Regions from separate parts of the Homo sapiens genome. Here region 2 is linked to region 1. The links are chromatin contacts, found by Hi-C or POLR2A ChIA-PET in ENCODE. All regions are on one chromosome and are shown on one strand. Each heading gives the region's core, a stretch centred on a gene start or an enhancer-like site at or near the end of the contact. The rest is flanking DNA. Distances are from core to core; before and after follow the strand shown.

What was found. Hi-C counts contacts between places; a loop is a spot of excess contacts on that map. ChIA-PET counts read pairs that join two places held with the same protein, here RNA polymerase II (POLR2A). Pooled maps may share reads with other maps.
Region 2: a pooled map of heart left ventricle shows a loop between it and region 1 (2.2-fold over the local background). The contact joins two enhancer-like sites. A Hi-C loop is called at or near these places in 1 of 168 maps with a recorded cell type or tissue (CD4-positive, alpha-beta memory T cell), 1 of 37 single-sample maps with no recorded cell type and 3 of 50 pooled maps. POLR2A ChIA-PET finds 5 or more read pairs at or near these places in 1 of 52 experiments (activated CD4-positive, alpha-beta T cell).

What each region holds. Positions count from the first base shown.
Region 1 is chr6:150,417,776-150,420,549 of GRCh38, reverse strand. No RefSeq gene overlaps it. Among named protein-coding and RNA genes, the nearest start is that of IYD, 50 kb to the right of the region's middle. RefSeq lists enhancers at 583-1,149, 1,163-1,457, 1,150-1,718. Within about 2 kb of position 1,334, at least 28 of the 41 ENCODE cell types and tissues checked have a DNase peak (open chromatin) inside an H3K27ac peak, as active enhancers do.
Region 2 is chr6:150,451,580-150,454,353 of GRCh38, reverse strand. No RefSeq gene overlaps it. Among named protein-coding and RNA genes, the nearest start is that of IYD, 84 kb to the right of the region's middle. Within about 2 kb of position 1,357, at least 6 of the 41 ENCODE cell types and tissues checked have a DNase peak (open chromatin) inside an H3K27ac peak, as active enhancers do.

The sequences.
Region 1 (2,774 bases), core at 85-2,584:
AAAGAGCCTGGATCCCTGAATGAATGTATGGAGCAGGGCTCTCTCTCTGTTGAATGGTGATGAGAGTGAGAAATAAACCTTCATTGTACAAAGCCACTGAAATGGTTTTTTGTTACTGCAGCAAGTATTACTTGCTGCTACTAATGCCAAGTATAAATCATATTTAAATCTTTGCCATCCTGGGATTCAATTTAATTATACAAAACTAAATTCATGTCTACTTTAATATTCATGTTTTCTCATAGAAGATACCATTTTTTAAATAATAGGAGCGCCAAGCCCCAGAACATAGCTCTAAGGTGAAAATGTATAATGTCATAACTTATTACATGACATCTGGGTCAAGAGAATAGAGAAGACGGTGGGGTTTAAAAATAAAAAGTAAATAAGGGTTATAAAAAATGCAATACTATATAAAAATTGATCCAATGTATTCAAAAATTAAAGACTCTCTATCTCTTAATAAATACCAAAGTACCACAAGATTCTTTATATACACCAAGGACTAGGCAAGTAGAAAAAACAAACAAACAACTTTAACCTTATAATTCTAGAATGAAGGATCATCTCCAGAGTCCTCAGTAGGGCGCTTATAAACAGCTCCTAAAATCTTGTCAGCACAATCAAGGGCTGTTTCTCAATCTCTTTGTATAAAAAACTAGATTCTGTATTAGTCTGTTCTCAGGCTGCTAATAAAGACATACCCAAGGCTGCGTAATTTATAAAGGAAAGAAGTTTAATTGACTCACAGTTCCATGTGGCTGGGGAGGCCTCACAATCATGGCAGAGGACGAAGAGGAACCAAGACACATCTTACATGGAGGCAGGCAAGAGAGCGTGTGGAGGGGAACTGCCCTTCATAAAACCATCAGATCTCATAAGACTTACTCACTATCACAAGAATAGCACGGAAAAGGCCCACCCTCCCAATTCAATTACCTCCTAGGGGGTCCCTCCCACTGCATGTGGGAATTATGGGAGCTACAATTCAAGGTGAGATTTGGGTGGGGACACAGCCAAACCATATCAGACTTTATTCATTTTGGTTCTTCCTTTGAGGAAACTGAGTCCCATAAGGAAATGGAGGAAAACATGGCCAGCAGTGCCAACTCTCACCCCATTCACTTCCCGCCCTCAAGGGTGTGCTGCCCTTTCCTTAGCACCACCCACTCCAGGGCCGTCACCATCGCAGTGGGGGCTCTCCGTGTTTCCTGAGATCTCAAACCCAAGCGTTTCTTGGGGCAGCAGCGGGGGGCCTCGCCATGGAACTCCCGGCTCCCACGAGGGCTTCCGTGCCTGCTGGCTCTTCCGGCTTTGAGCGTCCGCACGAGAAGCCCCCTGCTGGCCACATTCATGGCGTGGGGACCTCGGGCTAAATAAATTTCATTTCTCTCTTCTCCCTCCTAAGTGTCTTCCACTATTTTCCTTTGTTGGCTCTGGACTTGTTCTAAATGCAGCCCTACTAAACTTTCGGGGGGCCTGAGTGTTTCTGGCATTAAGGGGTGCAGTGGGGCGGGGGGTGCAGAGGGGCTGGGGCTGCGCTGGGAGATGGCGTTGTGTTAAGTGAACGTGGACACAGTGGTATTTACAGCCTCACTAACGTGCCTTGTCTTGCTGCCCTAGCCTCTGACTGTGAATAAAACACTTCTCCTATTTTTTTTTTTAAGACAAATGACAAATAAAGCTGGGTGAAGAAAGTAATCATTTACTTTGTGTCTTCGGACATGACATTTCTTTCCTAACATCTTTCGGAAAGCTGGAGTTCCCTAATGCCCTGCTAAAGAAAATGATTGACATCTTTCAGAGGGCTAGGAAATTTATGCGCTGGAAAACAATTTCCAGGACGTTGGAGATGAGTAATTTCCCTCTCTATCACTATGTGTACAAAAGAAAAGGGACCCAGGGCGCTGATGTAACTGTATGAAAAATAAATGTGTGGCAAAGGAATAGTAAAAATACTTGAACTGAAAACAAAGAGAAGTAATCATTTTTTATAGTTTGGCTGTAGTCACTGAACAATTGATTTAGATGACTAAGTCTAACACATCTGTATTTACACGATCTGGAAGACATAAATTACTAACACGTAGAAAAATTTTGGAGAGGGGAAGTAAACTACAGCTTAAGTATCTGATGAAGTAATCTAGCAAGACTCACTTTTTCATTTCTGCTGAAGTCTTGATTACATCTAGCATGACTGTGCCATCTAGTGGTTTCACAGTAACTGCCTCGAGTTGGAGGATACAGTTCGGAAAATTGCTTTGAATATCCCATGAACTCTTGGGTAGGTGCAAAAGTAATTGCTGGTTTTGCCATTAAAACAGCAATTTCTTTTGCACAAAAATGGCCCAATAAGAAAGAGATTGAAAGAGTATTTCCACGGCACCCACACGCAGCTAGTTCTGAATTACTTAAGCCAATCATGGCATGAAAGCTCATGAACTTCACACAAATGCCTCAATTCAAACCACTGATTTCATCATCTAAAAGCATCTACTCGGTGTCAAAATGCGTATTGTGGCTGTATATCAAAGACACCATCAGGGTCTGTGGGCTTTGTCACTGTCCCCAGATGTTTATCTGCTGAGGAGAGGAGATGCAGGCTTCTCTTTCCTCTGTTTACAAGGTGCTAAGAGATACTGAGAATATCTGTAGCAACTAATAAGATCACAGAAGAACCCCCAAACTCAATAGCCATCCATCAACCAACCAAAGGCTGATGTTATTCACACAATAACGTTGACTTCCCCATATTTCTTGCTCTGAAATTTTGG
Region 2 (2,774 bases), core at 108-2,607, 34 kb before region 1:
AGGAGAGGCTGGCAGGAACTCTTTTTCTGGATCAGGTTGTCTGTAGCCCCAAGACTGAGTGCACACGTTTCCATCAAGCCAGGCAGAAGGGCCACCAGGTGACCGCAGCAGCCAACCCCAAGGGGTCTCTGGCAGAGCTTTGGGCTTCTCTGCAGATGTCGAGGTTGGATTTATTCTTCCTGCCCTCCTACCGAGCATGTCTTGGGGATTAGTGGGAAACTGACTGTAAAGATCTTTTGCTTCCTTTTTGCATATAGCTATGTAATCTGACTTCAGGTGAAAATTTATGTCTAAGTGGTAAATGTTTTTGAGAACCCAGTGAGGATTGTGAATCCCTTTGCCAGTTTCATGATGGAGGGAGTTAACATGGATCATAAAAGGGCTGAAAGAGTGTCTGAGGTTACCTCTACCTTGTATCACCATACGAAGTAGCCAACAACTCCATGAGATAAGTTTTTCTCCAGCAGCATCATTGGAGCTTGCAGCACAAGTTGGAAAAGATGGGGAAAACCCACTTTTCTCTTATATGAAAATGACTTCTCCCAATCCTGTTTTGTCTCAGCATACAATATATATGGTTGTTAATTTACTACCCACAGCATCATGGACTCATCCTCTTCCCTGAATCGCTTGTAAATATTTTCTCAAACTGAGTGTATTTTCCAATGTTTATCCAGGTATCTGCATATCCAACTCTTCATTGTCCCTGGTGCAGGTTAACCATGCTCTGCAGGGTACCTCTTTATCCCCTCAGCCTGTCCCAGGCCTCCTGCCAGTGTCCACAGTGCTGTGCGTTGGGTGTCTAATTCCACCTCCCCCTGAGAGGTAGGTGGCCAGCCACCCCTAGGAGAAGCTGACACCAAGGGTGGCCATATGGGGGGAAGGAAGAGGTTGGTGCTGGTTACCTCCCACCTTGGACTATGTTCATTTCTCTTTTCCTTACTGCAGGTCACTGACATGTGAACACATGCTCCTAACAAGTTGACCCCAGTCTTGCTGAAATTGCCTAGACTGTATTATTTTCTTCCCCATACTTGACATAGAGCATAAGCTGAGAGGTACATAATACATGCCATAATTTATGACGGTGCTTAGGTAAAGCCATGCAAACTCGTCTATCATTGCCAGGTTCATTTCCAGTGGTGTTCATTGAAGGTAAGTTGACTCATTTATACAAAACAATTCCCTCATTTCCCTTTGAGCAATTGTCAAGTGTGCTTGACGCAGGCCAAGTGACCTTCAAATGCGGAGTGGGGTTTGGCCTGGAATGTCAGTGTGCATTTGGCAGCATGAATTGCTCCAAAGAATCCTGATTTCTTATGCATGAACTGCTGACCCCAGCACTGGGGCCTGGAGAGCGGGACGGGAAGGAAGGTGAACTCCTGCTGATTCAGGGGCCCTCCCAGCAGCCTTTCCACGGTGTCAGCAGTATTCACATCACTTTCCTCTCCTCCCTCTTCCGCCCCACCGTAAGTCCTGTCCCTGGAAGCACTTTTCAGTTGCCAGGAATCATGAACATTAGGAAACAATCCAAAAAAACGGGGTGTCTACTTTATATTCTGTGGCCCACACGGTCACACATGGGCCTGGTTTTAACACCGGGTCATAGGTGTGGAAACAGCCTGGCCTAGAGGAAGGAACACTGAACCAGTGAGAGAGGCCTTCAGTGACTCCAGGACCAAGCAAGTGTGTGGCCTGGAGGCTGGCCTTTCTAAGAGGCCTGTCTCGGTGGAAACGGAGGAATGTTCTACTGCTGGCTTTCCAGAGCGCTCCTCTAGCCCCACTACTTGGAGCGATGCTTCCCGGTGTTGAAGCTGCAGATCTAAGGACCATGTTTCTTCAAACACAACCAGGCCTCTAGGGCAAGATCGTTTCCAGGAGATGTAATGAAATATGAAGGAAAACGCCCAGCAGGCAACATGCCTGCCTGCTGAGGATCACAGGAAACAGCCTTACTACCAATCTACCAATACTGGGCCCTGAGCTGGAGAAACAGCTCCTTTTTTCATTTCAAAATATCACTAATGTTCCATGGTGCAGGACATATTTCAAATGCCTCAATTGGAAAAAACAGGCTCCAAAGGCATCACGGTGTGCCTGTGGCTCTTGTCTGTGCTAGGCAGCAGCACAAGGGCCTGCTCATTAGCTCACTGATGACAGGTTTATCCGCAACTGTATATCAAGCAATGAGAAAGTCAGCTGTGCGAGCAAACGTCCCTCAGTCATATTGCACAAAGCCTTCGTAAAGGGATAGAGTGCTGAAAGCCTCCTAACTCCTCTCTAGCTGAACATCTTTTCCCCTCCGCTACCTCTGAACCTCTCATCCTTCCAACTCAGCTCAAGAACGCAGAAGCTGTTTGCCGACCCCTTCTGCTAGTGTCCTGTCCTTGGTAATTCAAAGACGCCCCCGGGATGGCCCACAAAGAGCCCTGTGTGCATGCACACGCGCCACTGTCACTGATAAGGCCACTGGGTGGTGAGCGGTTCTTTTCACACTTCACATCCAGAGGCTTTTCCTGTGATTTGTGTGTGAAGCACCTGTTTGCATGGTCCGTCCACCCTTATCTGAGATTCTGCCTCTTAGGCACCAGGGCAGGTTGAAGCCTTTTTCACCCACTTACAAAGCAACAGCTTATTCCTGAGAAGTGTGTCAAGCTGGTATGTCCACTGTGCTCCCCAGACTCACCAATAAGATCACTGACTTAATTGTTTTCTGCCCCTTACTTTTAGAAGAAAGAAGTTAGGCAATCTAAAGGAGTCAAACTGATAATGTT